Linked DNA regions of Mus musculus: region 1 is linked to region 2. A link is a loop called in an ENCODE intact Hi-C map of the cell type or tissue named here. Cell type or tissue: left cerebral cortex. All regions are shown on one strand. Each heading gives the region's core, and the rest is flanking DNA. Links, peaks and the distances in the headings are about the cores only. Region 1 overlaps Sumf1 (sulfatase modifying factor 1). Region 2 holds the start of Itpr1 (inositol 1,4,5-trisphosphate receptor 1).

What was found. Hi-C counts contacts between places; a loop is a spot of excess contacts. Peaks named below come from ENCODE experiments on the same cell type or tissue, not always from the same donor. Only the 100,000 strongest peaks of a DNase experiment are listed, where the experiment ranks them.
Region 1: a loop joins it to region 2, with 2.3 times the contacts of the local background. A loop is called at or near these places in 1 of 42 quality-filtered maps.

What each region holds. Positions count from the first base shown.
Region 1 is chr6:108,124,519-108,139,944 of GRCm38, forward strand. All of the region lies in intron 7 of Sumf1 (sulfatase modifying factor 1), which reads right to left. Among named protein-coding and RNA genes, the nearest start is that of Sumf1, 53 kb to the right of the region's middle. In left cerebral cortex, for the core only: a CTCF peak has its summit at 7,957; DNase peaks (open chromatin) are centred at 6,423, 6,830, 8,022 and 8,169; H3K27ac peaks cover 2,223 bases.
Region 2 is chr6:108,205,338-108,220,763 of GRCm38, forward strand. Itpr1 (inositol 1,4,5-trisphosphate receptor 1) reads left to right here and starts at 7,759. Exons shown (of 62, transcript NM_010585.5): 1 at 7,759-8,016; 2 at 8,866-8,941. It overlaps Gm38872 (predicted gene, 38872), which reads right to left and starts at 7,581. Exons shown (of 3, transcript NR_167935.1): 1 at 7,518-7,581; 2 at 7,269-7,436; 3 at 6,919-7,103. In left cerebral cortex, for the core only: a CTCF peak has its summit at 7,095; DNase peaks (open chromatin) are centred at 6,793, 7,162, 7,704, 8,457 and 3 more places; H3K4me3 peaks cover 4,304 bases; H3K27ac peaks cover 1,091 bases.

The DNA.
Region 1 (15,426 bases), core at 4,437-12,436, 80 kb before region 2:
ACACATATTTACGATATGAGCTTTTTTGCCTCTAAGAAACTAAAAAGAGGGATTATGAAACTATTCAAAATGTCAAGGACTCCTTTAAATGGCCTCATAGATCTCTCCGTGAAGTATCTGCTCAGCTAACCCAGAGAGCTGCCTAGAAGCCCTGCGTTCTTCCTACTCACAGATAGCACTTCTCATCAGCCGCCCAGGAACACTTACTCTCTCTGCCTAACACGTCTACTCCCAGCTATTCATTAAACTCAAGATTCACCTCAAATGTTAGCTTAGGATGAAAACCAAGGGTTCAATCAAACTAGGTTCAAATCCTGCTCCTGACACTGAATGAGCCTTTGAGATAGTTATGCCACCCCTCTATGCCCCCAGGTTCCTCCTTTGAAAAACAGAAATAATAACCATCCCAGCTTCTCTGGACAGATGTAGGGACTGAAGGAGATAATGTGTAGAACACATTAAACAAATGACAGGAGATCTGTGTCATGCTGATGTTACTTCATATTATTAATTTATAACTAACTCAGATTTCCCAAAGGTACTCATGAACTTAATAGCCCTGGTAGTGCATAACTTCACATTCAAATCCACAGAGAACATTTGATCTAGTTTGTCTAATGCTCAATTCCCAAGTAGAGTTGTCCAAGTCCTAATAAAATTCATGGTATGTTAATAATACTTGTAGACTGAAGACAGGCTGTTTTATACTCTAATAAAATTACCATAGCTAAAGTACCATCACAAAGTACAGTCTGACTCAACAATGGCATCAGACTTGGTTGAATTGATCTTTTTATCACTAAAATGAAAACAGAAACCTGTGGGTCAAAGATAGCAGAATTAATGTCACTTCAATATACATTGAAAAAAATCCAAAAATATTCCCCTTCTTCCTAAGGTCTTTCTGCTAGCCTAATTCAAATCATATCCCAACACCAGAGAGAAAAACTGAAATTCATAATTTTCTATTGGACAAGGGAAGCTATTCTTTGCTTTTAAAAATATTTAAACAGCAGTTTTGTGACTATCTCAAAATATCTCCCAATCCTGGGAGATGATCTGAATTCCTCCCTCTCTTTCATCCTTACATCCAAGTAGTCCAATTAGCTTTACCTCCAAAGGAGAGTTCTAATGAATGGCAGCTCATCATCTCCATGGCAACCTCTCTGATTCAAACTACCATCATTTGTCAGCAGAACCAACTATAATAGCCTCCTAACAGGCCTTTATAGCTTTCAAAATGGTACCTGGTGGGAGCCCAATAACATCTGTAGAATAGGTAAAAGGCTGGCATTATGAAAAAAAAAGCGAGACAAAATAGAATGCATAATATATAATTCCATTTATCTAAAACTGAAATCAATTCCACAGAATCTGTGCTTTCTAGAAAGAGGATCACAAATTTCTGAGGCATGAGACACAGAGGTTACAAGGTGACACAAGATGACTCCTATAGTCACTATTCTGATTGGGATTATTTCATGGACAATTATCAAACTGAACTAAAATGAATACTTCAAATATATGTGGCTTGTTGCATATAAATATCAATTATACCAAGGTAATCTGGGGAGTACTTGCTTGTTTATTTGCTTGTTTTGAGCCTGGGTCGCACCAGGGGAGACCTGGCTGGCCTGGAAGTCCCTATCTAGGCCAGGATGCCTCACGTTCATAGAGATCTGGCTACCTCTGTGTTTCAAGTGCTGGGAGGTATGAATGTCCAGCCACAATTGGGGTTTTTGAGTGGGGAAAAAAAACATATAATGATGAAAGTCAGCGTAAGCTGTAAGGCAGTAGAAGACTAAGCCGTTTTCAGGAAAACGCAAAATCTGAAGCAATTACTGAAGAGGTCTCTTCAAACACACGGACAACAGGCTTCTGGGCCTCCTACACATCACTGGGGACAAGAAGGAACAAGCACGGAGACAGCCAGGTCCACTGTGACCTGATAGTGAAGCTGACTGCAGAGCACAGAGGCTCAGCAGAGGATTTGTTTCTACTTTTATATGTTTGGAATTTTCTATAAACAAAAACACTTTTAAAGTCAAAGAACACAAGTGTTTAAACTAAAATAAATGAAAAGAAAGACTATGTCTTCTAGGACCCCAAATATTGGTCATCAAAGACTTCCTTCGAACTTTAAATGCAGAGGAATGCAGATTAAAGGGAGAGATTTTATTCTCTACAACCTTGAGAAGTGAACTCGGTTGAGTGCTAAGAATTGGGAGTTAAGTTGCCCTTGCCCTGGTTAACTGTGTGCTGGGTTCCCTGGCACACTTGACTTCTAGGCAAGCCTTCCAGCTGGCAGATGACATGGACTCCATAGGCAAGGTTCCAGCAGCCCAGGGCAACAAAAACATCATCCATGCCTGCATACTAACACAGCAATAGGGGCATCATGGGTGTGACTAAGACAGGTTCTGCTCACCGTTCCTACAAGTTTCTTCAGCCACTTCTGCCATCTTCTATTATTAGGCAAAGTACCACTACTGTAAGCCAGGATATTGCAGCATCCTGAGAGCGGGAGTGATGGGTGCTGATCATCAAATCTGCCGCTCCCCAACCCCCTTTAAAGAAAGGCACTCTGCTTTCAAACATCCCATAATGTAAAACATTGTTCTACATCACAATTACTGCCTTTTTATGCCATCTGATTCCCAAAGATGAACCTGAAAACAGGAAGTATTATTTTAAGGATAAGGAAATTGGAAGCCTGAGAGTAATGACATGTTTGCCTTGTCCTAGGCTCACAGCTATTGAGCAGAGAGGGCTGTGCAGTCATAGAGTCCACGCCATCAGAACACCATGGACCCTCAAACTGACCTTGCCTCTAAGCAATCAACCATCTTCGAGATGTCACAGAATCTCTTCCCAAGGTACAAAATAAGATGTCCCAATAATTCTTTTATGCTCAGTATTCACGTGAAAGGGAATTTTAAGAGTAAGTACATAAAAGCACTACTGAGAATAAAGCTTTTTGAATTAGGTGAAATGTTATTTATTCCCTAGGAAAGAATCAATGAAAAGTGTACCCTAGCTGGGCATGGTGGTAAATGCCTTTAATCTCAGCACTTGGGAGGCAGAGGCAAGAAAGAAAGAAAGAAAGAAAGAAAGAAAGAAAGAAAGAAAGAAAGGAAAGGAAAGGAAAGGAAAGGAAAGGAAAGGAAAGGAAAGAAAAGAAAAGAAAAGAAAAGAAAAGAAAAGAAAAGAAAAGAAGGAAAGAAAGAAGGAAAGGGGGAAAGGGGGAAGGGGGAAGGAGGAAAGGAGGAGAGAGAACAAGAGAGAAAGAAGTTTAATTATTGCATTAAAAGAGGAAGGGGAAGGTGATGGCAGAGGAAGGTCAAAGGTAGAGGGAAGTTCAAATTAGGAGCACAGCCTATGTGAGAAACACAAACCAAATGAACAGCTTCCCAGGTTCTCATTAGAGAAGCACAGACTCCTGCAGTGGCGAATTCAAGCAGTGCCCCCTGCTTTTGAGGTGAAGGAGAAGAGCCATTTCCTTCGTTCTGTTTGTTCTACTCATGCTAGGTCAAAAGGGAAGAGAATCCTTGAAACTTCATCCAAGTTGCTCACACCAGGATGGATGGCACTCCATTGTCTAAAAACCTACAATTTTTGCTTCTGGGATCATGCATAAAATATGGTATTAAACACACTAATTCTACTCACAGAATAAGGAGCATGCAAGTAAACCTAGAGGCTGATACTTATCACATACACACTATATGTAAGTACTGCCTTATGTCTTACATCTGTAAAACGGCCAGTCACTGTAATAAGTTCAATTATTATCATTATTATAAGGTAACCTTATAATGTATCGTTTAAATAAATGTTTAAAAAACAAAGGCTTTATTAACTATTAACAATCATGCCAGCACAGGCATGTGCAGACCCTCAGTCATTTGCCCCATTTTTTTTCAAATAAAGAATTAAGGACGAGACAAGGTGAGAAGCCTACCAAGGTCAGAGGCAGGTCGGGGTCAGGGTTCAAGCCCAGGCCGTCAGGTGGTCTGTGTGGGCTACCTCATATAGCATCGTATTTTTGCCACAAATGACTCAGCTGTTCCAGCTGAGGCACATACGCCTTCCTTTCCAGAGTCTTTTCAGGAAAAGGCCTACAACTCATGAAGAACCATGAGTGACTGGGTCACTGATTTTAAAGGACACTGATTAGCTTCACCTGTCCCACATCCCCACTGGGTTTTTTTTTGGGGGGGGGGGGTGAGTGAGAAAGGCTCACTATATTCCAGGCTAGCCTCAAACATTTTATATATGAAAAACTAGAGAAAGTGGTTATGGGAATGAATGAATACACAGGGGCCGGGGAAGTCATCTGACTGCCCTATTTCAGGCTAGTGTCTGGAATGGGGACTTCGTCTTATAAGACTAAGATCTTAATTTTTGGGCTCTCGGCTAACACCAGGACATCAGAACTCCTGAGCTAAGATCACTGGTGTTGGAGAACTGCTGTAGTAAAATAGCACGTGCTTCCTGCCAGGAGAAAACATGTCTACATGTATACACATTGATGTCAGAAGCGGCATCAGATCCAGGTGTGATGACCCACGTCTGTAATAACAGCAGAGACAGGGCAGGAAGCTTTCAAGTGCCGGACCAGCCTGTAACACAGCAAGTTTATGGCCACATGGGGATATATAATACGACTCCCTCCCCATCAGCAAACAAAAAAAAAAAAAAAAAAAAAAAAAAAAAAAAAGAAAGAAAAAAGCAAGGAAAAGGAAAGGGAGAAGTGAAAGGGAGAGGAGAGAAAAAAGAGGAAAAGGAAGAAGAGGCAGCTACAAGAAACAGAAAAAAAAAAAAGACATACTAGCATTTGCCACCTCATTCTACCTGTATTTCTGGTAGCATAACGCAGGCCCCCTGTCAGCAAGGGCTTTGCTCTGTTCAGCACTTCACCATGAGCGTTCACATCTGAGACTGGGGATGTCAATAGACATGTACTGACTCCATGGCAACCACTCTACACTTAAATATCTGTGGAGTAACTGTCCGCCAGTGATTTGGGATTTGGCAAACAAGGGGAGTAAAGCTCAGAAACAAACCAACAAACAAAAGATGGAAAGGATCACTTTAAAATCTTACTTCTGCACAAAGTCAATTTGGTCTTAAACACACTGCAAAGTAGCCAGAGACATCTGCAGGATGAGCTAGACAGAAGTCAGGGCAGTACTGCAAGGACCTGAACCTGGGACCACAGAGCTCTGACCCTCACTCTTGATCTTGAGGTCCTTCATCTGTTAAGTTCAAGTGCTTCAGAGAGGCCTCGGAGGCCCTGCCTCCACTTCCATTCCATGGGAGCTATGCTCTTAGACGGTGCCTTTACCATACCACACTCTCACTGTCTCCAGAGAAACCGTGTATCCATTCTTCCAAAGATGCCAGAAAAGCAACTACAATCTTCTTTTAAATGCCTCATTCAATGGTTTCAACGCAACTCTGGTAAATGAGCGGTAATTTTAAAAATTAAGGATATGAAGAGTCTAAGTGCTAAAAACCAGTCAGCCTAAATACAGAGGCATTTTCCAGCCATTGCTGAAAGAAAACAAGTCACATGGATATCTGTACCAAGGCAACTGCTTTTCCATTGTCTAACGAAAGCAGTACACTGTTCTGTGACAGTGTCTCCTAAGGTATAGGTGCTCCTTCATGCTCAGAAAGCTGGGCTGATCCTGTACATCCAGGTGTACCCAATCCTAATAGATTTGCACTAACATGTATAGAAATGAGTTTCTGTCATTGTAAACAATACATACATCCTTTTCTAAAAGATTTATCTGATTTATATGAGTACACTGTACCTGTCTTCAGACATACCAGAAGAGGGCATCAGATCCAATTACAGATGGTTGTGAGCCACCATGTGGTTGCTGGGAATTGAATTCAAGACCTTGGGAAGAGCAGTCAGTGCTCCTAACCACTGAGCCATCTCTCCAGCCCATGATGCATACATCTTAAAGAAAGGTGACTTCCAGTTGAACCCAAATGAACCATGGAAATCACAGGGTACCAGCTACACTGACTTAACAACCTGCTCCAAAGTCCATCACTTCTACTTCTCAGAATAAGACTGTGAAAGCCCTGGTCCTGCAAGCCAGGTCAGATAGGGTTCTAAGCATCCCTTAAAGTGGAAATGATGAACCATTCCATTTTCCTAGGGACTCAACACATTCTCATGCAACCCCAGTGCTCTGCCTGATACTTCATCAACAACTTAAGGGAGAATATAACAATTAGCTTATACCAAATGGCATTTTAACTTCGACATTATTTTCAAAGAACTACTTAAAGATTTCTGTGATTTTATTTGGACAGTCTGAAAATGCGTAAGTGCTAAGCGCCCAGTGCTGTGAACTGTCTCACTGGATGAGATGCAGTGTTTACTTCCTGTACTGGGTATGAAGTAGAGGCTGCCCACGGGAAGAAGTGTTATTTATAACTACATGCTAACAGATGGCATAGCTCTTCTCCACATCTCTAAAAGGGTCCAGAAAAAATCTCTTCCATGTATTAGATTTCAGAGTAAGGTGTACGCTTGTAGCTTACAAATATTTCTTTTAAACTTTGATTACATTAAAACACTAGTTATAATTAGCATTTATGACATGCTTACTACACACCAGCTTTACACTAAACATTTTCCTCATAGTACCAGGAAAACCTCTCAAGAGACTGGAAAAAAAGACTATTTCTTTGCTTTTTCTAATTCCTCTTACTTACTTAGTGTTTGTGTGTGCACGTATAGTTGAGCAAGGCGGTGACACAGCCTGGGGTGGTAAAGGCACAGTCTAAGAGACCTCCGAGGCCTCTCGGAAGCACTTGAGCTTAACAAGTGAGCGGCCTCAAGACCAAGAGTGAGGATCGGAGCATTGTGGTCCCAGGTCTGGGTCCTTGCAGTTCTTCCCTGACTTCTGTCTAGCTCATCCTGCAGATGTCTCTGGCTACTTGTGTTTAAGACCAAACTGACTTAGTGCTTTTGTAGACATAAGATTTTTAAGTTATCCATTTGGACAGCACACATGGACGTCAGAGGAAAAACTTCAAGAGTCTGTTTTCTTTCCATCCACAATATAAAGATCAAACTCAGCCTATCAGGCTTGATGACAGCAAGCTGACCCTCTGAGCCATCTCCTCGGCCCAGACTACTATTTCTTCACTAACAGACAAAGAAACTGAGTAAATGCATTAAAACCTGCCTCAGTCTATTCAACTAGTGGGTGGCTACACTGGGATCCATCTTTAAAACTAAATTATTCCAAACATCACGCTATACTGCGTCCCTGCACATGACTAAATAAACATGCATTCCTAAGTGCTTAGGTGTGTTCACTTGCTTTTCAAACATCTCCACTGCATGAATTAAAGATGCTATGTCTACAAACGCCCAAAACTTTACACACAAATGGAACATGAGGAGATTTCTGATAAATGTTGCTAAATAAATGAAATACCAACATTGCTCAGTATCTGGGGAGGATTGGACCCAGGACCTCCTGAGGAACTCAAATCCACATCCTTTATGCAAAACAGAGCAGTGTTGGCATATAACATATACATCTTGCTATGTAGTTGGCATCATCTCAAGATTTCATATAATTTCTGACATCACAGACATTACCCAAATCTCTATCATGCTACATTGTTTGAGAAATAATAAGACCAAAAGGTCTGGGCAGTTTTGGGTACAATTTTTCAGGTTAGTTAATGGAACCCTTAGATGCAGAACTTTTTTGATATCAAGGGCTATCTCCATGAACTCACGCCAGAGTGACGTGTGATGTACGTACACATGTATTAAAAATGGGTCCACAGAACCACGTCAAAAAAAAATCACAGTATAACCTGATTAAGAAGAAAAGATAATTTGACTGTTCTATTTTCTCATCAGGCTTTATTTCAGAGCCTTGAGGGAAAGAACAAATGAGTCACTGTGTGGCAGAGGGAAGGCACTACAAGGAAGATACAGAAATGAAGTGACACACTGCTACTTTATCCTTCATTAACAAGTTAGGTGCCAGAGTTAACAACAACAACAAAATCCAAGAATTTGCCACATCGGTAATTTTAATAGTAACCTAGCAGAAGTAAGAGCTGGAGATGGCAGGAAGGCCAGGATTCTATGCAGAATCATAGACACTGCAGACATAACTTATCCCTCCCCTTTGCTTTTGGAAAGAGGTGCTCATGACACAGCAATTCATGCCTCCTAAATCATCTTGCATATTCTTAACACTTCCTGGACTAACATATGTAGCTTGTGACTCAACATTACTACAAAGAAGTAAGTAGCCCTTTGTATTGTGCATTTGAAATAAAGTCCAGTAAACCTGAACAAGTCTGGGGATTGAAAAAGCTGGAATTGAGTCCTGACTACAAATGAGGCTCAAAGGCCAGGTGAAGTCAGCACATCTCTCCACTCCATGAATTACCATGAAAAATGGTTCTGAGAACACAGACCTTCTTTCACACAGTTAGAAAGATTTTAAGGATATGATGTGCGTACATTCGTGTGTGTGTGTGTGTGTGTGTGTGTCTGTGTAGAAAAAGAGAGGTGGGGGAGGGAATGAAGGAGAGATAGAGATAGGCAGACAGACACATAGACAGATGACAGACAGATGGATGAGTGGGTGGGTGGGTGGGTGGATGGATGGATGGATGGATGGATGGATGGACATAGATGGATAGTGCTACAGCACTTACACAGCTGTGCTTAAGAAAGCACTCTAATTCATGGAAACGAAACTTGCATCAAAACAATGCACACCCACTTTGACTTTGACTTTCATTCTCAATAAAAGTACTACACAACTTTATATGATTTTGTTTAAGCCAAAATACAGGGCTTGGTACATGTATAGTGGTAGACTGCTTGCCCAAGCATGCATGAAGTCTTCGGTTATATCTTCAGCAACACATATACAGCAAATCAAAACCGAGTTCACCATCTTCAGCCACATAGAGGAATAGAAGCTATTAGGTCCAAATGAAGTTCCAATTCCAGACCCCAAAAGGCAGTCCAAATATCCAGAAATGGGCTCAACATGGATGTTGGGAGAATTTCTGGTAGTTACATAAAAGCCAGCATTCCTCAGGAACTTGTGAAATCAGTTCCCTATCAAATGGACTCCTTTGCCTTATCACTGGCTGATGGGACAAATGGCTATTTATGGTGCCTAATAACATATTAAAGCAGACCAGACGCTGGCTTACAGGCTCCCTCAGGACAAGTACCTGCAGCACATTTCAATGTCCAGGCTGGCATCTAGCCCTTCTAACCTCCTCCCCTACCTCACACTCCCTCCCCAGAGCTCCTCATTCTCCTTATAACCCTGCAATTCAGTCTGTCTGTCTATCAATCTATCTTTCTTTCTATCTCTCTCTCCCTCCCTCCCTTTCTCCTCTTCCTTCTTCCCTCTTCCTCCCTCTCTCTCCCTCCTTCCTGCTCCTCTCATTCTGTTTTTTCTACTCCCTGCTGGTCTCCCTTCTCTCAGAGCCCAGGCCAGGTCTCATGGCCATGTTTATTTCTATCTCTTTCTGCTCTGGACTTTCCCAGAAGCCTCTAGCTGTTCTCTCATTCATGTTTCTCTCTCTCTCTCTCTCTCTCTCTCTCTCTCTCTCTCTCTCTCTCTCTCTCTCTCTCATATCTACAACAAAAACCTCCCCTTTAACCATTCCAAGGAGCAATTATGTCATTATGTTATACAGAGGTCAGCCTGGACTGCAAACAATCCTATCTCAAACTTAACAAACAAAACCCCAAAAGGATGAACACAAATCTATAAGCTCACATGGAGGCCTGCTTCTAGCTGAAAGAGATGGCAGCTTTCTGCAATGATTCCACTTCGGCTTGATCAGTACTCAAGGAAAAAAAATGTCCACAAGTATGAGTTGATCATATATAAGAAATTATAAATATATATATATATATATATATATATATATATGTCAGAATCTAACATATGCTAATCTGTGTTGACTTGAGAATAATAAAGCAGAGCTCCACCTGCAAATGTACAACAAAAAGTCAGATCTGACAAAGTGTTGAGGCTATGCTACTATTTAAGGCTCAGTCACAAATGAGACATCTATACCAACAGCCTCTGTCTCCCACACCAATGGCTCAAGAAACATGAGCAAACAGAGGACAGAAGATAGTAAGAGCCAGAGGATGAGAAGAGAGCTGTGAGATGCTGCCTTCTGGATGCGACATACTCATGGACTCACTGTAGACACAAGTTGCCTACATAGGACCAAGTCAACAAGACCTCTCAACATTCTAACAGGAAACACCGACTGAACCCACTGGGTTACTGGTGGGAGTGCTCACATGATGGGATGAGGATTAGGAGTGGCCAGGGGGGATGGAAGAGGGGAGTTTGAAATGAACATGGTCAAGATGCATTATTCACATGTATGAAACTGACTAAGAATTTTTAAAAGGCATTCTATTTTTTAAAAATCCATGTATTAGATTTCAGAGTATAGTGTATGCCACGGAGTGGCATGTTGGGTTGACTGAAATATTGAGAAAAACCATCTACCCACTGAAGTCTCAGGAACAAAGAGATGGTCAAGAGGCCCACAGAGATGGCAAGTCTGGTGGAAACAGTCTGGCCCTCAGTACAGTGCTAAGCTGTCAGCCCACTCACCATCCAAACCAAGATAAGACAAAGCAGCCTCAAGCAAATGACCCAAGATCTAAGCCCAAATTCTACCCAGAATTCAATGCCCCGTCCTGTCAGAGTTATAGGCACAACTAAGGGGGTCAGAGGCTCTGGTTATCTTTGTTGGTCCCCACGAGCCTATTTAGGTTCAGAAAGGGACAAAGAAGGCGTAAAACACTTTCAAATGAAAACTGCGTATCTGGGTTTAGGGTCTAGATTCTAGGCGAGGTCTAGGTTAAGGCATTAGTAGGGAGAAATCCACCCAATGCTGTGTGAATGATAAGGTCCACAGTCAGGGCTCAGCATCTGCCGGCCAAGGCCTGTGATGCTGATGTTTGTTTACCTAGCTCACGCCAAGTGCCTAGTGGCGCTGCTCAGCAAACACAGGTAAATACCATGATCTGGCCTATTAAACAAAAGGTGTTTCTGAGGAGAAGAACTGGCAAAAAGAAAACACTCCCACTCAGGGGTACTCAGAAATGGTAATTAGCTCTCATTTGTGAGTGCATTTGCTGAGTGCTGACTATGCTACAGGCATGGGGCTCAGCAGCACTAGTCTTTCTTTTTAATACAAGGACACGATGTTGAAATTTTTGTTCATTTTCTCTCACAGAACAGGAAGCAGAATCAAAGGATTTCATCCTCTTGTCCCAAAACTATTACATCACCCGGTGATACCTGTATGCAGCCCTCCATTTAAATCATTTACAAGCTATCCTGCCAACTGCTAGACGATCAGCTGTACCATCTTCAGTGGTCCTCTACTCTCCCAGTCAAAAGCAAGCAATAGTTGCCCACTTTGCCTGTTCCCTGAGAACAACTTGCTACATCCTTAATGCAATTTACAGACATCTTAGTCAGGCTTTCCACTGCTGTGATAAAACACTGTGACCAAAAGCAACCTGAGGAAGAAAGGGCTGGTTTCACTCATAACTCTCAAGTCATATACATCACCAAGGGAAGTCAGGGTACAAACTCAAGGGAAGACCTGCAGCAGAGGAATGCTGCTCACTGCCTTGTCCCCATGGCCCACTCAGTCTGCTTTCTTTTACAGCCCAGGTCTCCCTGCCCAGGGTGCTGCCAGCCCCAGGGAGCTGGGCCCTTCCACATTAATCATCAATTAGAAAGATTTCCATCCTATCAGCTGGCCTAAAGCCAATCTGATGGAGACATTTCTCAATTGGAGTTTCTCTTTCCAGGAAATTCTAGCTTTTTGTCAAGCTGACAAAACCAACCAGGACAACAGATGAAGGACTAGTAAGCCCAACAAGGGTGAGATGACTCACCTCTGGCCTTGTAGCATTTTAAACTACAAATGGAGACACAGCTTCTGACCTCTATTCCATTGCTTAACTACAGTCATTACTGAGTACAACAGAAAGCGCATTACTGAGAACAACAAAGCACCCACTGGCAAACCCTGCTCTTCTCAGTCAACATTGCTGGCCCAATCAGGTGTCATACACTATAAAAGACAGAGCTCATAAAAGCCCTTTAAGTAGATGGAAGGAAGAAACATAAATTGTGAGTCACTTTCTAAAGCCCCTAACTAGTTAACCAAAAGAAATCTATGTTCATTTCTAGTTCTCCCATAATGGGGTAGTGATACAAAGCCAGAAGAGGAGAGAGAGGAAACAAGTATGTCCACCCATGGGGGAGAGCTAAGGTACTGTGTTTCAGGATGAGGGTAAACTGAAAACAATGGCTCCAAGGACCAGAGGAACTGTAAACCATGAGTGTGGTTGTGGTAGGGGAACTTTGCTTCTAAATTCCTTAAAAAGCCCGGCCCTGCCATTCTGCTCTTTGGATCCCACTGATGTAGCAGGGTGATGTGCTGCCATCATTTGATGTGCTTCTTCTTGAGATGCCGTCACAGCTCCCACAGTGAAGAACAAACAGTTCTTCCACGTTACACACACACAGGAAGTCTTGTCACAGTGGACCTGGATTTTCCAAGGCTTTCCTCCAAAGAACCTTCTTGACAACAGGGCCTGGCTACTGTGTCCCTGTGTCTACTGCGTCCCTGTGTCTGTCAACCCCCACAGCAAGGACAGCTCCGTAACCCAGAGAGAACTGTGCCAATGTGGGCTGACTGGTGCTCCAGAGCTCTTGCTTCAGCTCTCTGTTCAGTGTCCTCTTCACGTACAAACAGCCAGCTCTACTGGAAAGGAAAGCTGCTACAAGCTGAACACTTCTACACAGAGCTGCCCTGAGGTTTAAAAGATATTTTTTTTTTTCAAATATCAGTATACTGAAAGTCTGATGGTTCAATTGCATAAGCTGTTTCATATACAAATTTATTCAAAATAGTATTTAAAATCACCTTCAGGCTCTTATGTAAGCTATGTATGATATGGAAGCATTTCATATGCACACTTGGATTCTACCCTTGAGATAGTGCAAAACGTATACATAAATTTCCCACGGTCCAAAATTTAAATCCTTCAAGCTCCAAGCATCAGTGTGCTTTGGCACGTGCTCTGGACATTCTGCCACTGATGTGGTTCGGAAGAAAGTAACAGAATTGCCCTGAATTGTAAGTTATATCAGATATAATAGAATAAAAGGGGATACTTACCCAGAAAAACGAAGACTAAGAGGCAAATGCTATGGGGACCTTCAGGACCTTGAAAAGCTTCCAGGTCAGGAGAGAGCAGAATAAAAACCAAGGAGTTAAATACTCTCAGGGAGTGTTTGGCTGGACACAGCACCTTTCCATAAAGCAACTTTCTGCCCCAGGCGTTGGAGTTCCTGCTGGCCAGGAGTGTCTTCAGCTTTCAGGGTTATCAGTGAGTCCTGCATGACTGAATTCCCTAACGAAGAAGGCGGGGAGGACACTATATAGTATCCCACTCCCTGCTCAGGAAGTTGCACCAGGGGCTTCTGAGAAAGTGTTTATTATGAAGATGGAAACAAATGTCATCTCAGCACTAGAACTGGTGGTCACTTTCACTTGAGAACACCCACCCGCCCCCAGAACACGTTTGCAAATGCCGTCAAAGGTGCCAGACACTGGAACTGTAGACATCATCCACACTGACTTCTCTGCCTCAGTAGTTCTTGTGTGCTGTAGGAAAAGCTCTACCCAGAATTGCAAACAGCAGTGGGTACCCACAAGGACTTCCTCCAGAAAGACTTCCAGCTTCTACTAGGACAAAGTTAAAATTATATTTTTATTTCATTTTTGAGATTATAATTTAATGACAACATTTCTCTCTTTCTTTCCATTCCTCCAAACCCTCCCTCCCATATGTCCTTCCACATTCAGAAAATTATTTTTTGAAAGTCTGGAGAAGCCAACAGTACAACCACTTTGCATTGTCCTTGGCACTCATTAAGCATATTTGTAGTCACATTAGCTGTCAACCGCTAGAAACAACCACACTTTTTCCACTTTGAACTCTCATACCTCAGAAGATCCTCACAAAGGACACATGACCAAAGGTCTTCTAGCAGGTAAAAATTCCAAAGCAACTTCCTGGTTCTAGTATAGACTAGGCACTAAGTATATGCTTGATGAATGAACATGCCTATGAAGGCATCGTACAGACAGAGAGGGACAGCCAGCCAGCAGCATGCGGTCTTTGTTCTACGTGCAGTGGTAGAAGGCCGCAGAGGGGTTTATGGATGAGAGACATCTAGCATAGCAAGTAGAACCTAAATCAAGCATAGCTTTAGGACTTACAAAGGAAAGCCAGTCTGAACCCTAAGCACAACCAAGCAATGCGGAAGAAGTATCTGGGCAGAGGCAGTAAGTCAGCACGGTTACTACCCATTACCATGCTGCTCTCAGACCAGAAGACTGGTTGGTGTGTGTGCCAATTTACTTAGTCCACCATGTGCAGAGAGGTAAGGGTTCAGAGAGGAGTCCATAAAAACAAGCAAACAACAAACACTCCATGTGCCACAGAAGGCGGAAAGGATGAGCTTAGAGCCTCCCTGATCAATTCCCTAGGACATCAAAACAGGCGAGAGAAAAGACACACACTTCGCAACTGTCTGGAACTATACAGTACGATATATGGTCAAAACCCATGTTGAAAGCAAGCTGACAGATGTCTAGCTAAGCCTTGGCAGGCAGGAGAGGATGAAGGTGTCTGGACTATAACAGCATGGAAGCATGAGCAAGGTTTGTAAGTAAGGATGACCAAGCACTGCACCAACCAAAGCGAAGAGGGCGAGAAGAGTAAGCAAGCAGTGTTCTCAATTATAATTTTCTTCCCCTTTGCTGGCACAGGCTAAGCTCATTATCTCAGCCGACAGGAGCAGGTAGCATTCTAACTAGACAGGCAAACCACAACAAGAAGAAAACAATACTTTGAGACAGAGGAATGGAAAGGGTCTCCTCACAGTAAGATGCCTGATCTGCCAGCGATCTCATCAGGTGTGCACACCTATTTCCAACTCACACAGAGAGAGGCTCAGGTGCACTCGAGTTAATATGCATTCCATTGTTGCCGAGTTAGAAAAACACAAATCACTCTGGATAGTTCCAAGACTAGAACTCTCGCTGGGAGCACGGCAGGAGGACAGATAGCTGTCTGACCCAGACCAGACATGATATACACTCCTAAAATTGCAGCAGAGGCTGAAGGATTTCTGTTTAAGGCCAGTCTGAGCTACAGAATAAGATCCTGTCCCATGTTGCAGAACAAACAAGCAAACAAGCAGCCTGTTTAGATACAACTGTGTTTCTCTTAGAACCAGAAGGATACTATAAATCATACTATCCCATCACATC
Region 2 (15,426 bases), core at 3,152-11,151:
TTGAAATGAACGACTTGGTCTTAATACATATAGTTTAATATTAAATGACATCACTGATGAATTTGCTTAAAATCTATCAGGTATCTGTATACTCACCTTGTCTGATCTTTAGAGACATGGATATTCCACACAGACAACAGTGCTAAGAAATATGTTGGCTCCACATTTTAAAACTATATATATATATACATACATACATACATATATATATATACACCCCAAGAATCTGTTATGTACCAGATAGAGTGTTCAGACTGGAGGACTTAAAGAGCAAATGATCTAACATCAGAAATCATTTTAAATTTTGCCCTGTGCATGCTAAATTCTACTCAAACCTCTTTATTTGTGTATTTGTGGATGTTACTATTTGCTAAATACACACCTCAAAAACTGTGCCCTGTCTGATGAACATAAAGTTTTCAGAACCCCACAAACAAGTTTCAGCTCTTCTAGAGAATCCTAGAAGACCACAGGCCCCTTTATCAGTAAGCCTTTAAAATACACTCTACTTTTCCCTTGTCTCAAGAATTTTTTGCTTCTACTTCATTTATAAAAGAAAACAGACGATGAGACTTGTAATTTAATGGCTGTTATTAATCAAATTTACTTGTGGATTGGGCATTTCCCCATAAGTGTATGGAAAGTTGTTTATTTTCCTCCACTTCACAGCATGGATTAACATGTCATCAGACTTATTGGTTCAAAACGTAGTTCATAAATAGGTTAGCAGGGTACCCCCTTTCCTTTCAATATTGGTGCCTCTTCCCTTGTGATATGCTCTGAAAATAAGTGAAGCAGAGGAGAATTAAAGGCTAATTTAATCCGAGAACCTACTTTCTAATACTGGTTTGGGGTCAGGCTGAACATATTATTCTAAAAAAACTTTTTTTAAAAAATCAGAAGCAAGGACAGACAGCTAATTAAACAGCGAGATTTTCTATTCTAATGAACGGCTCCTCCCAAGTCTCAAGTCTAAAGCAGCTGCACTGAAAGACTTTGCCTTTTCTGAAGGTCAAACTACTATTCAAGAGTGCCCAAGTTAACAGTTAAACGTAATTAGCAAAGTCTTACAAGACTCTTTCTTTTCAAAGACCAAACAAATTTACTTACTATTAAATGGAGTATTTTCATTTTGCCATGCAATGTTTTCTCCCTTTTGGACAGAAGAGGGTACTCAGACCCTTGGGGTTGAAAGGGCCTTTTTCTAGGAGTTGAAGTCTTTGGGAAACGATCATCATGTTTTCTTAAAAACCCTTTTCACGATACGAGTATCATATGCCTGTTTAAAAACTTCTTCTTCTTTACAGAATGGCTCATTTGATTATGGATAGATGATGTAGTCTCTTTCTTAGAGTGTACCAGATGTTGAGTAAGGCTTAGTCTGTCTTTAAAGAGATTCACTTTTCCTCCCCTCCTCACATCTGCCTTCTCCCCCTCCTTGTCTTCCTCCACTCCTGGCCCCCTTTCTCTTCCTCCTCCTAACAGGTACTACAAGAGGTACACACACAACACAGCACAACAGAACAAAACAAAAACAAAGGCTAATTTTGAAGGAAAAGTTGACTGAAAATACCTGAACTGCCCCTTCACTCGCTGTATTAAAGTTAATATAAACGGTTGAGTGACTTAGAGCCATGTAGTATGTAATATATTAATGGAGAAACATGGCTGCATGAAGGGACAGGTGCCTGTTGGAGGTAAGAAGCTGAGGCAGGCAGAGGGCTTGAAAGCATCTGGGCGGTTTGCTAGGCCACAGCTGCATACTCTGCACTCCACACCTGGAAGGAAACCCAGAGTATGGGGTGAAAGACCAGCTGGTGACTGTGGTTTGTGAGTGCCAAGCAGCAAGTCTTGGAACTTTGTGAGTTCCAAACAGAATGTTGAAATGAAGAGAAAGGCAGACAGCAAAAGCTCTTTGCATTCCACTGGCTTCCTTCTTCCCCAGTGCTCCACAGAGCTCTGGGTAAAACAGGAGGCGACTCATCCAGTCAGTAACTGTCTGATAGTGATAGCCCAACATTAACTAACCAACGCCTACACTCCCAGTCCTGCTTCTCTGGGCTGTTCCTATCTTAATGATCCTTATTGTGAACCATGAACCTCAAGTGCTGCATCTGGGCTGAACTCATCATATAGGTTGATCATAGCCTGGGAAGGTAATAATTGGAGAGAAAAGCAAGTAGTTGATTTGCTTCAATCTGAAAACATCACCATAGGACAGGAAAAGTAGAAAAGTTACAGGCTTCACTTGATTGGTGACTGATTTAAGTAAAATTTAATGCTGGGTTAGTGACTATATTTACTGTAGTCTGCAAAAGTTCTCAAGTTTTCTACTATCTTTTTCTCATGCACAATACCTTTTGCTTTTCTGGTTGATTTGGGACACATAAATAGCTTTAAGAAGTATTGCCTTAAGAAGTCTTATTGAAATACATAGAATTCTCATAGCCTGGAGACTATTGGCATGAAAGTTGCTAGGTTATTACTAGCTTGTAAGCTAAATAATTTTTAAAAAACAATTTATTGAAACCTAACTGTCTTCAAAATAACTGCAAAAATATTACAAAAGAGAATCCACTATCAATAAATATTTCACATAGGGTTCTCTTCATGGCTTTTTAATGAGATTGTTATATATAAATAAAGAAATGTATACTTTTTTTTTTTAGGTTACATGATAGTGTAGGTTTTGAGATTGAGTTTCAAATACCCTGAGACATAACTTTGTGGCATTCTAACCTAAATAAATCATTTCCCTACAAGCTGCAAAATAATTAATTTTTAACTATACCTATATATGATTTTTTAAAAAAACATGGATTCCTGAATTCTTGCATACAGTAGAGCTCCAGGCGAGGCATAGTGGAATATGACTGTGTTCACATAAGGAACTGAGGGCTCCTGAGTTCAGGTGAGTTGGGTTATTTCGTGAGACCCCCATCTCAAAACAACAAAGTAGCTTCCCGAATCTCCTTTGACACCAGGATTTCATTTCTGCTGTAATAATGATAGTGTGATAATAAAAAGTCGGCAAGGCATTTCAAGGCTCCTGGTCCAGTTCGCCTGCCCTAGCATGTTAGGATAACAGTCTTATAGATGGGAGGCAGGAAGTGGGGCTGGATGGTCTACTTTGTGGTAAACTCCTAACTTTGCATGTTTCACAGGAAAATAATGTGTAAGAAATTAATAATCCTTATGGTTTTGGGATTCCAGACAGCATGGACAATAATACCATCAGGGGTGGCACAGCTGCCTTTTCCATATGGAAAAAAAGCAGTAGCAAATAGTTTTTGTCTATATTTTTAAAAAGCATGCTAAGTGAATCCTCTACTACAGAGCTACAAACCCAACCCAGTTTTTTTGCTGACTTTTGTAAGTTCTGTGTTGCCTGCTTGGTGTGGTCACTGATACTTCATCCCAGTTCCCTCTAGTCCCCAGGTGACTAAGTAGCAGGCTCTTCTAAATTCTCGAGATCAGACAACAAACGAAGAGCCTCCAATTTGTGATGTTTTCTCTTGGCGGAACAGGATGTCCTGGGCCTGGATACAGGAAATGCCTTCCCTTTCTAAGCTTCAGACTAACTTCTCCTCTTTCCTGTTTTTTCTTTATTTGTTTTTTTAAATTCCAGCTCTGTCTCGTCTTGTGTAGACTATTGAGGGTCTGCAGGTTATCGCTTCTCCTGGCCATCCTTAGAATTCTAAGACCTCATGACTCAATAAGTGCTGAACACCCCTCTCTTTACCCAGTGCCCAAGTTAGAGCTACAAACGGTACACAAATACTCATCTTCAAAGATCGTATCTTGCCTGTAAGAACAAAAACCACACAGAACGCTCAAACACAATCGTCTTGTGAGTGTGCCTATGACTGAGTTTTGGACCATTCAGTGCAAAAACTCCAAGGACTGATGCTACTACTATTTGGAATATCTGGTGGTGTTTAGACATGTGTGTCCAAGAGTTTTATAAAATTATCCAAAAGAACTATATCCTCTTTCTTCTACCATAGAAGGTTAAAAAATGGTCAGGAAAGACACTCTAGGAACTACATAGACAATATCGATTTCTCTTTACTGATATTTCTCATGCTCAATGGTAGTCCATCACACCAGGTAAAAAAGAAGTTCTCTCCAGGACAGAATGAATTCCGATTTGAGTGTCAGCTTGTTGTCTTGCCATTTAAGGGGGACTTGAAGAAGCTATTTACTGAAGCATTCAAGGCTCACTATGATAGTCATGTATGACTGGGCTTTGTGACTAGAGGAAACTAGGGATTTGTGTTCCAACAAGCTGACACTTGGTTTGTGGCCAGGCATGGTCTCAGGGTGAGCTGCTCTATTTTCCTGGCCTTGGTGCTCATGTTTTTGTTTTGGTAAAGCTCAGGTAAGGTTTGGAAGCTCTTTCATGTCCTGTAACTCAATGACTGTCTGGGCCGACAAGGCTGGAGAGGATTAGTCCCATCACTCTCTCCACAAGCACACACCTTGGATATTAATGGTGCAGCTGGTTGTCAGCCTTGCTTTTTCTGAATCCTGCTTTCCTTGGCACATCTTGCTTTCTTTAGTAGGAGGGGACCTGAGGGTGGGTTTCTCAGCAGATGAATTTAGAATTTAGTCCAAGTCTGCAGCCATGGATTGCTGACAAAAACTGTTTCTATTTGTGGGGTTTCCCTGGAGTAAGTTGCTGTGCTAGCTTTGGACTTTCTTCAGACTCAGTCTCTAACACTGTCCTGACTGCAAAGTCCTCTGACCTCCCTACGTGGGCATTTCAAGGGTAAAGTTACACATGGGTACTTTTGTGGCAGATTATCTTTTTTTTTAAACTAGGCACATGTATGGTATGTGTTTATATAAACATGTTTGCATATGTATAGGGATATTTGTTCATGGCACATATGTATGTATAAGCATGTCAAGGCCCAGAGGTGCTAGTTGCAGATTAAATTTTTAGTCAATTTAAAAAGTAAAAAAAAGTCAGGAAAAGTCATTTCAAGTGTGTGGTCCAACATATCTGAAGCCTTGCGTTTGAAGTTTAGGTGCTTGAAACTCATTGTGTATTTTATAAGTACTTCACATCTTCTTTAGAACTAGCTGCATCCTCGGTGCATACATGGCTGATAGCTCCTGGATTGGAGATGCATGTCTAGAAAAATTCTTCCCAAGAAAAATTATAACAGAGAAGCAGCAGCTCACCCCCCACAGACACACACACCCTCTCCTCAGCTCATAAAGGAGTATAAGCCACTCATTCTAGCATCTATCACCGTTAGCATTGCCACACATCAACTGTCTGACACAAAGAATCTCTTTGAGCCATAGTAGAATTAGCAAAAGTATTTTCCTGTGATCTGGCAGCTTCCAGAACTTGCCAAACGTTGAACAGCACTATGTGCACACACTGACAAAGCAAACTGATCTGAGCAGCTAAACGGCCCAAATGCTCAGAAAGACATGCTTCTGTTGCCTTCTGTATGCTCAATGCACCTTCCATTACAAGGTTGCAGGAAACTTTTTTTTTTTTTCCAAATCTGCAAAAATGTGCAAACAGAAGGGTAAGCCTTTTTGAGTCAAGGGGACTGGAGTACACAAATGTAAGGAAGACATGGTCTCTCACTGAAACTTCCGGCTGGGGAGGGAAGACCATGGATAAACTACACAAAGGGCTTGTGTCTACAGTGTGGGGAGGATGAAAATGAGCTGCCGGTGCCTCTCAACTATGGCCAAGGATTCTTTTGCAAATCCACATTAGAATATCATGAAGCAACCCCCACCCGTTTTGTGGGCTGATTTGTTGAAATTGCTTGAAAGTTAGGGTCAAAGGGACTTGGAAAGTGGATCAGGTTGTTTTTATCGGGGAAAGGAAAAAACAACAGATATGAAAGGTGTGGATTCCTCTGTGGTGACAAGTTGGGGTTTTTCCCGAGGACAGACAGGCAGCTTGAAGCATCCCCACTTGCCTCCTAGATTGCCAACGGTGCCTTTTGGATATAACTTAACCTGCATGCCTTTAGCTTTCCATGTGCTATCGCTGAAATGATCTACTTAAATTACTTAGAAACAATGCCTGGGCCACAGGACGCACCCGTGTGATGCCCCTAATGGTTAGGTTGAGCACTAAATATGCAATAATTGTTACCTATTTTGCCCTCTATTGTTCTTAAAGTTTCACGAGAGGAGGCAAGGCTGTTGAATCACGTAATAGGAAAAGAGAACAGGCAAACATTAATGAGTATTGAATCCCTCTCTAGATGGCAAACCTGGGGTAAAGAGTTCAAGGTGATTTGCCTAAGGGCTTAGAGGCTGCTCCTAAAATAGGAGGGGCTCCTTTAAGGAGGTGGTGATGGAGGTCCCAATGGGCAAGTGCTTAGTATAGGTACAGGTTGGAGTTGCAAAGGAGACCAAAGTTAACCTGGCTTGTCCTGTTCTTTGGCCTTATACCTGCTGTATACAAAGAGGTTACAAACCCAGAATCAGTGACACTCAATAGCATGCTGTACAGAAAGCAGGTAGGCTGAGCTCTGTAGAACCATTTGTTTTCATTACAAGGATTACTGTTAACAGGTCTTTAGCGGTAGCAGACAGACCCCCATTTAGGATGTTATGATATATTTTGGCGCGCTCTCATATCCTGGCACAGTGCCTGGCCTGGCACCCAGATGACACCCGGGGAACGTTTGTGGAATGAATACGTGCAGTCTAGTTTGTAGGGTGGGATGGGGAAGGAGACAGTAGGATAACTTTGCCTGTGATGCAAACTCTTCTTCCCAAGACCAAAGTTCTATGCACTTTGCAGCCTGGAGCCTACACTATTTTCTGGTGTGTGGAAATCCATTTCAGCCCAGAGGCTTGGGTTGAAGACTTGCAGCACGCCTCGCCTGGACGCACTCATCTTAGTATAAGCAGTTTTCTCTGAAGCCCTTATTTTTTTGGTTTGCGGTTTATTTACTTTAGCGTTTACAGATTCCAGGAGCATAGGGGTCTTAGAAGCGGGGTCAGGACCGAGGTCGCGGTTTGTATTTCTTTCCTGCTTCGCGATCACAACATCAGCAAGTCACAACATGGTTCCTTTATTTGCTCACTCGTCAGGGTAGCGTTTCTTTTACCTCCTACCGGGCGACGAAAGACAGACCCAGCTCGAATTCAGAAAAGGGCTCTCACACGATTACCCCGCATCCTCAATAGCAGGGACCACCCCATTTCCAGACTTAGTTTTTCATGCAGACACTAGCAGGATCCAATAAAAAACTAGACCAGATTTAATAAAGACAAACTTGTTTCTTTAATCCTTGACCGCAAACACTGGCGTTTTTGTGCCTCGGATTTCTGAAATTCTTGGCTCCAGGACACAGGGCGCGCGGGGGTGGGTAAATAGCTTGTAAAAACTTCCCGAAGCAGTAATCCGAGCTCTTCCTCTCTCTCCGGACCCTAGTGACACCTGACTTTAGGAAGGGAAGATACAAGTCAAAAGAGAAGGGTTCACAGAGGTAGGGGACATACCCAGTGGGTCGGGCTTGCCAAACCTGGGGAGTCCGGTGTTCAGACACAAGTTCGCAACCCGAGCCTTCAGCCTGGGCGCCTCTTCCCCCTCCCACCCCTGGTCAGCGCGCGGGAGTCTATTTAGAACCCAGCCCCGGAGCCCAGGGGATTCTGGGACTTGTAGTCCCTCTGCGCAGCCCCAGGCGCCGGCACGACCTGGGACTCGGACTACATTGCCCAGGGAGCTTCCCGGCCTATATAAGCGGTCGGGCGCTGCTTTAAAGTGCAGTAACCATGTGGATGTTCTGCTGAAGCGTTTCCTCAAGCCTGCCGGGGTGGGAGGAGAGGAGGAGGTGGTGGTGGTGGAGGAGGTGGAGGCAGAGGGTGGAGAGAGAGAAAGCGCACGCCGAGAGGAGGTGTGGGTGTTCCGCTCCCATCCTAACGGAACGAGCTCCCTCTTCGCGGACATGGGATTGCCCAGCGGCTGCTAACCCCTCTCCTGGTCCTGATCCCCCAAACCGGCGTGGCTCCCCGGTCACCAAGGTAGCTGCTGGGGCCGGGCAGAGGGCGCGGGGAGTTGGCACTAGCTCCCGTGCGCAGAAGTTTTTGCCCTGATCACCGGGAGTTCTTGGTGGCTTTGGTGGCTTTGCATGCACTTGGCGTGTATTTTGGGGCTTCTTTCCCTGTGAACAGTTTTGGGGGGAGGTATATATTTTTTTTCAGGCTTAAGTAACCCCAAACGTCCTCGACTCTAGTGACCGGTTTCAACCTCCTTCCCCGTATTGAAATGGCATTCCCCCAAGTTGGAAACGGTTGGAGTGTCTGCAGGAAATAGTTTTTTTTCCCCCTGGGGGGGGGTATTTGAGGGGGTCATATGAGTTCGCTCAAGGAAATAATCTTTCTAAAAATGTAGCTAGCCCTGTTGCGCTGCTCAGCTGGTAGGATAATGCATGCGTGGGGGTCCCCGTGGGTTAAAAAAAAAAAAAAGGAAGAAAACCGGAGGAAGGGGGGGGGGGGCGATGAGGAAAGAAGTGTGGACGGAGCTCGTGCCCAATGAGGACGCGGGTTTCACATACTTGGCCTCCACGCGGGGAAACAAGTGCTTTGGGATCTCAACACGTCCCTTACTTCCATCCACCTTCAATCCCCATCCGGCGTGTTCGAAGTTTCTGCGTGTCTGATCTTTCTGGCCAGCTACTGACGGGAAATAAGCATGCTGGGTTTGCTTTTATTTGGGGGAAAGAGATCCCTCCGACTTAGCTGCTAAATTTGGAGGGGAGTGGGATCTGCAGGAAAAGCGGAGGCTATAAAAGTCAAAACTTGGATTTGAGAATTTCTGATAGACCCTCGCGAGATCCCCTACTCAGTCTTCTTTCTTTGTTAAATATTTAGGAGCTGATTACAAGGGACCAGGATTTGCATCCTTGGCTGGGCGTCCATTGGCTACAGAGTGCCTGACCTGGGTCAGGTGAGTGTGCGAGCCGAGTGCTGTAGTCAAAAATGGGTTTTTGTCCTAAGCATTTTCTAAGTCCTCTTGTAGCTGCCATAGAGGTAAAGTAGGGAAAAGAAAGACACCGTGGTCAAAATTGGTCATGGTCTTGGGTGAGTAAAGGTCTAGTGACAGCCACTTTTGAAGGTCGCTCAGAAGTGAAGCATGGCGGGGTGAGGGGGGTGGGGTGGGGAAGATGTCGGTAAGCGACCACAACGTGCAGTTAAAGGGACTGTAAAGTGGGTGGTCCCTTACCAGCCTGAGAGGAGCCCTCATTAGTTTAATTCCCAAAGATGCAGAACTTTTCATCTGCCAAGATCCCTAAGCAAGAGTGAGATACCCCTCCCTTTCACAAACTGTCACTTTGTTCTGTTCGGTTGTGGGCATGCCTGTACCCAGAATGGGCTGGGCTGCAAGAAATGAAAGTGACAAATTGAAAGAATGAGAACTTAAAAACGGGAAGGAAGAGCTTAAAGAATACTACAGTCGCTTCCAGGGTTTCACTGGAGCCACCTGAATGTCAAGGAACCCAGCGGGCTTCTCTTGCTTTGGGACCTGTTCCTGGATGAGGAGCTGAGGGCAGGCAGCATTTCTGTCAGTATAATGGCATATTTAAAACCATCACAGCCCGTTTCTAGAAAATAAAGCTTCTGTAGGTACAGGTGCCACTATGGTTTCAGGTTTGGCCATTGGATTTTGTTTTTGTTTTTGTTTTCCTAAAATGTCTGGGAATTGAGTAAACAACAAGTTAATAGGGGTGGGTGGTGAGCTGTGGGCAGCTGGTCCTTGGTAACTTCTTTAATGTCCTAAATATTTAGCTGTTCCCTGGGCTACAATCTTTGGGCTTTTCTAATTAGTGAATAAAAGCCAGATACTTCATTATGGTAGTAGAATGCTTTTGTTTCCTGTTGATAAGGTCCTCAGGAATACTGGCAGAGCGGGAAACATTTGGAAGGGAAGGCTAGTTCTTCTGTGGACTTAAGTCTATGTTGATTAAAGCTTGGGGTCAGCCTTCTCTTTGAAGTACATTACAGACGAGGTTAACTGGTCCACAGACTCTTCTCTATCTTTTGCCTAAAAATAATGAGGCTGTTCCATTAGGTAGTAGCAAGCCAGCTGCAGAGCTGTATCCCAGAAGACCTTAGATGTGGGTAAAGAAACCAAGATACAGAATGAAGTCACTGGGCAGCCCGGGCAGTAATGTGTACCGCTTGTGTTTAAGTTTATGGAGAACTGGGCGGGGGGTGGGGGGAGATGCTAGGAAAAATAGTAAACATATTGATCTTAATGCATTAACTTATTTATGTCTTACCAACAATGTACAAGCTATTCTTAGTTTGATGTATGAAGAAAATGATAGCGCCATTGGCAGGGATAAAAGACTGTAGGTATTTGTAGGAGGATTTGACGTTGGGCTGAATTCATTTTGGAAAGCTCTGTGTTGAAAGCTTGAATCAGGACAGTTAAGGAAAACCAGAGGAAAGCCAGTGTCTCCGTGCAGCCTTAGGCCTGGCTCATATCTGAAGTATAGCGTGGTCATTCACATCACGGCACCTGAGCAGGTTTGAAGGAGTCAGGTGTGTCTCTACGTGAATAATTGGAGAGCTTAAACCGCTTTAGTTTTACCTGTGGAATGTTGGTAGCTTGTCCTGTGGCCTCTGGCTTGCCTGGCAACTAGTTGTTGCAGTGGTTTTCTTCTCCATTCCTTTCTTTCTTTCCCCATTTCTTTCATGGATGTGTGCATTGCATGAGTATACGGGGCAAGCACAATCTGCTCTTGACTAAATCAATTCGGAACAGAAAATCTCATCAAGATTTCCTTCTAACTAAGCAAGGGAAGTTCTTTATGTTCCAAATGAATCACTCCGGCCTCTCCATCGAAGCCCGCCCAGGAAAGTCACTGAGGCATTATTACCCATGCAAAAAGGTGGCTCCTTTTGCCAGCCTCCCTTGAGGAATGGGAGGAGCAGTGGTGGCTTAGAAGAGAAATAGGTTAGTGCCACAAGAACAATCTGTTGACTTTGCCCTCAAAGTGGTTTCAGCTGCAAAAACACTAGACCGTGGAGGTGGGGTGGGAATGGGACACTCTGGAACTAATTCAATGGTGTGCAAGGAAAGGACTTGAGAAAACTTCACATGGCTTCTTAGCTAATAATGATCTCATGGAGATTCTGTTCTACTTTTTTTTTTTTTTTTAAATACAGGCAGCTCTTTTAAAACAAACCAAATGAAACAACAGATACCAAATACGAACAACAGACAAAAAAAAAAAATCTTCCAAAATAAAAGCAGTCCTGGAGTTAGGTTTCTAGGTCAAGCTGTCCTTGGATACTTCTAATTAAGGAATCTACACAAGGACAGTGTTCTGTCTTGTCTGCTATTGGTTTGATGTTTTAAAATAAAATGCATTGCACTTACAGATCCCTGATACCTAGAATTGCATGCAGTTGTGTTAGCTTTTTTTTTTTTTTTTTTTTTTTTTTATGTTTTGCTGTTGAAGTTTGAGGACTACACTTAGGCTTGAAGTCAATGGTATGAATTACAGTACTTGTGTGGGTCCTTCTACCTGTTAGAGTGTCCAGGAGTGTTCTGAGAAGATTCCTAGTGGGAAAGGAGCTAAATGAACACCTGAAGCCGCCACCTGGTAGACCATGAGATTCCCTAGGCTGCTCAGAGTTGAAATCAAAGCTGTCGGTGAACCCGTGGACCTCACTGACTTTCACCCTGCTACAATTGTTACCATTCGTGTGTCTCTGTGTTGCTGAGTCCACAGATTTCTTGAATACCTGCTACGTGCCAACTGTGCTCTAGGTGCCTTGGGTATGGCAATGAGCAATCAAGTTGGTTCCTCGGGGCTTTAGTAGGAGCCAGTGGGAAGTGATCAGCGAAAACAAACAGGTATCGTAGTATGGCAGGTGCAGAGAGTTGTGGAGCAAAAGTCAACAAGGAGGGGATGAACAGAGAATAAGCGAGTGGACAAGATGTGGAAAAATGGGAGTGCTTGTGTATTGTTGGTGGGAATGCAAGAGATACGTCTTAGATACAACAGCATGGTAGCTCCTGAAAATATGAAACAGAATTATTATATGATTTGACGGTTCCATGTGTAGTTCTCTGAGGAATTTGAAGCAAGAACTGAAGCAGTTGTTTGATATTGAAAGTGACCTCACTAATGTTAGCCTAAAGGCCAAAATGAAACCCCAAAGTATCTATGGATATATGAGCGAAAACCAAAGTGCTCTTTATATGTTCAGGGAGCTGTTAGTAAGCCCAGAAAAGGAAGAAACTTGGTTCCCAGTGTATTCAAACCAAGGACACACTTTGTAACTGAAAGAAGCCAGGCATCAGCAGGTACACATTGCATGATACACATAGTGTAAAGTGGCCCTCATGAATATTCAGATTGATAGAGCCAGAATGGGGACTGATGAAGTTCTCAGGAGCTACAGAAAGGGGAAGGTGGATTAAAGGACACAGGCTTTCTGTTTTAAACATTAAAAAATCCTGCAAATTGATATGTATTATCTAAATAAAAAATGAAAAACAAAAGTTTGAAGGGTGTTAAGGGTGTATTAGGGTTGGGAGGTAAGGCAGGGTTCTTCACTGTGGTGACATTGAGGACAGCGCTGAAGGAAGTGAGCCAGATAACCATGTAGATGTTCTAGGAGTCCAGAGCAGAAAGTGCAAAAACCCTGAGGTGGATGGAGGTGGGCATGTTGGAGACAGGGCTCAGGAGGCTGGAGTGGCTGCAGGTAGGCAGCAGGGGGAAGCCTTGAGGTGGGAGGGTGGTCAGGGTCCAGGGGCAAAGGCCGGATTTTGCAGATCAGCGCTTCTGAGGATTTCTGAACCCTGACAGGGTCCTCAGTGTGGTTTTCATTTGCAGCATTGCTGAACTCCACTGTGCTCTCTAAAGGGACTGGCCAGGCTGGCAAGACCACATGCCAGCTGGAAACTTGATACAGGGGGCATTAGGGAGACCTAGATTTCTAGACTGGTCTGTCATGTGACATTTCCTGGCACTGAAGTCCGCTTAAGTAGGAAAGGAGTCTCCTCTGCTGAAGAATAGAGCTGGCCTTTGCTTTGCTCATCATGTCCTAAGACCCATCTGGTGGTCCTGGGGTTCCTGTGGCCGTGTGGCCACCCTGCTGCCCACCAGACTTCACTTGGGAAAGTCCTGACAATGAGCGCCATGTTCTCACCATCCCTAGGTGTGAGAAGCTCCACATTAGTGGATTCTCCTTGAAAGAGACACCCTCACAGGGGCAGAACTCACACCCCTCACTGCATCACTACAGAGATTACGGGTTCATTGTCAAACACTGGGAAGCAATGGCCAAGCCACACAGCAAAACAATGAATCTGTCTTAGCCATCTGAGACTCAGTTCCCAGGCTTTTCACCATGTGTAGAAATTAGGGCTGGAGAGATGGCTCAGCAGTTAAGGGCGCCAACTGCTCTTTTAGAAGATCCAGGTTCAAATCCCAGCACCTACATGGCAGCTCACAACTGCCTGTAACTTCAAGATCTGACACTGTCACATAGACAAACATGCAGGCAAAACACCAGTGCACATAAAGTAAAGGGAAAAAAATAAATACATATTTGAAAAGTTAGATGAGTGTTTGAATCTCATAATCACAGCACCTCCCACTTGCTCTCTTTCCTTTTGTTCACAGTTGCACCTCTTTTCTCACTAGCCGGAAGATACCTGATACCTGTATTTTTTTTTTTCCTCCAAAAGTCTGTCCCTCTGATGGTATTTTATTTCATTAAGAAAAAAAAGTTTGTATTTTGGGAGTTTTGCCTGCATTTATATAAGTGCACTGCATACATGCCCGGTGCCCTCAGAAGCCAGAGTAGACACTGGAGCCCCTGAACTGGAGTTCCAGATGCTGTGTGCCATCGTGCAGGTGGTGGGAGCAAAACCTCAGTCCCCTGGAAAAGGAGCAAGTGCTATTGACTGCTGAACCATCCCTCCAGCCCCCGGGAAGAGAATTTAAGTTATGACATATATGGGATGAGTAGAGTACAAAAATACTACATCCTCCAGAGTTCGTCATTGTTGCACAATCCAAATTGTCCTTTGGGGAAAAAGAAATGACAGTTGAAGTGTATTTCACTTGTAAACTCTCTCAGTTGTTCAGAATAACCTAATCCTGTGAAGTAAATACTCTCTTCTGTTTTTTTGTTTGTTTGTGTGTTTGTTCGGTTTTTAAATATGTGTGTTCTAGAGATTGAACTAAGAACGCCATGCTTGCAAAGTGACTATTTTCAGCTATTTCCCTACCACTGTTTACTTCTAAGAAAACTTTTACCATAGAGGAGTTCAAACATAATTTAGCAGTATGTGTTGTGGTGCCTGCAAGGACTGGGAAAGGCTTCTGGATTTAATGGAACTGGAGTTATCGACAGTTGTGAGCTGTACAGTGTAGGTGCTGGGAACTGAACTTGGGTCTTCTGTAGGAGCAGCAAGTGTTCTTAGCCACTGAGTTGTCTCTCCAATCTCGACAGTAGCTTCTTACCGCATGGAACTCACTTTGTTCCATCCTGCTCTGTGTTCAACTATTGGTAACTCATGGCTAGTCTTGTTCCAGCTACCACCGCAAACACTATATGACTATTTTCAAGCACATCTTAGATGCACGAGTGCATCTGTATTCTAGTGTGAATCTTTAGGATTTGAATTCTTTATGTAGATACTTAATGCAAACCTTAAAGCCAGCAGCCCTGGGTGCTCTCCTATGCAGGTGCTGGGGGAGGGACTGCTGTTGGCATTCGATGCATCGGATGTGAGTGTTAACTCAGCAACCTACAACAGATCGTATTCTGGTAGATGTAGAAGCTCAGTCCATGCTGATTCTTATTTTTGCCAAATCTGTTTTGTGTCCTTCAGGGTCACAGCATTATCTATTTCAAAATATTGCCCGGTGGTGCCACTGTTGGGCATTCCTGCGCATGGTATTCTTTAAGAGTACCCTGTGGACTCACAGATTTAAGCACACTTTGTATCTTTGTATGCTTTTCTTTATGTGGTTACTGTTCCTCCCCCCCCCCCCCCCCCCACGTTGTTCAAGGTTTGAGATAGCGTTTCACTGTGAAGCCCTGATAGGCCTCAACTTGATGATCCTCCTGCCTCAGCCTCTGGAGATCTTGGATTATAGTTGGGTGCCACTGTTGTTGTTATTGATGTTGTTAATTACTATCTGTCATTGTTATAGAGTTTTTGATGTCAGTGAGGGAGTTCAAGTTGCTTCCTGAAACTTTGAACAAGACCTTGAGAGTTCCATGGTTTTCTTCCTTTCTGTGTGACCAAATGTTCCAGGCTTCTCTTTTGTATTACTTGTCCCAGACTGTGAGTCACCCTTTTCATCAGGAAGCCCTTGTTCTTTTGAGAGGGAAATAATCACATTGAGAGACCTTTGCTTAGGACCACTTGCTCTCCTCTCCTAGATGATAAAGCAGAAA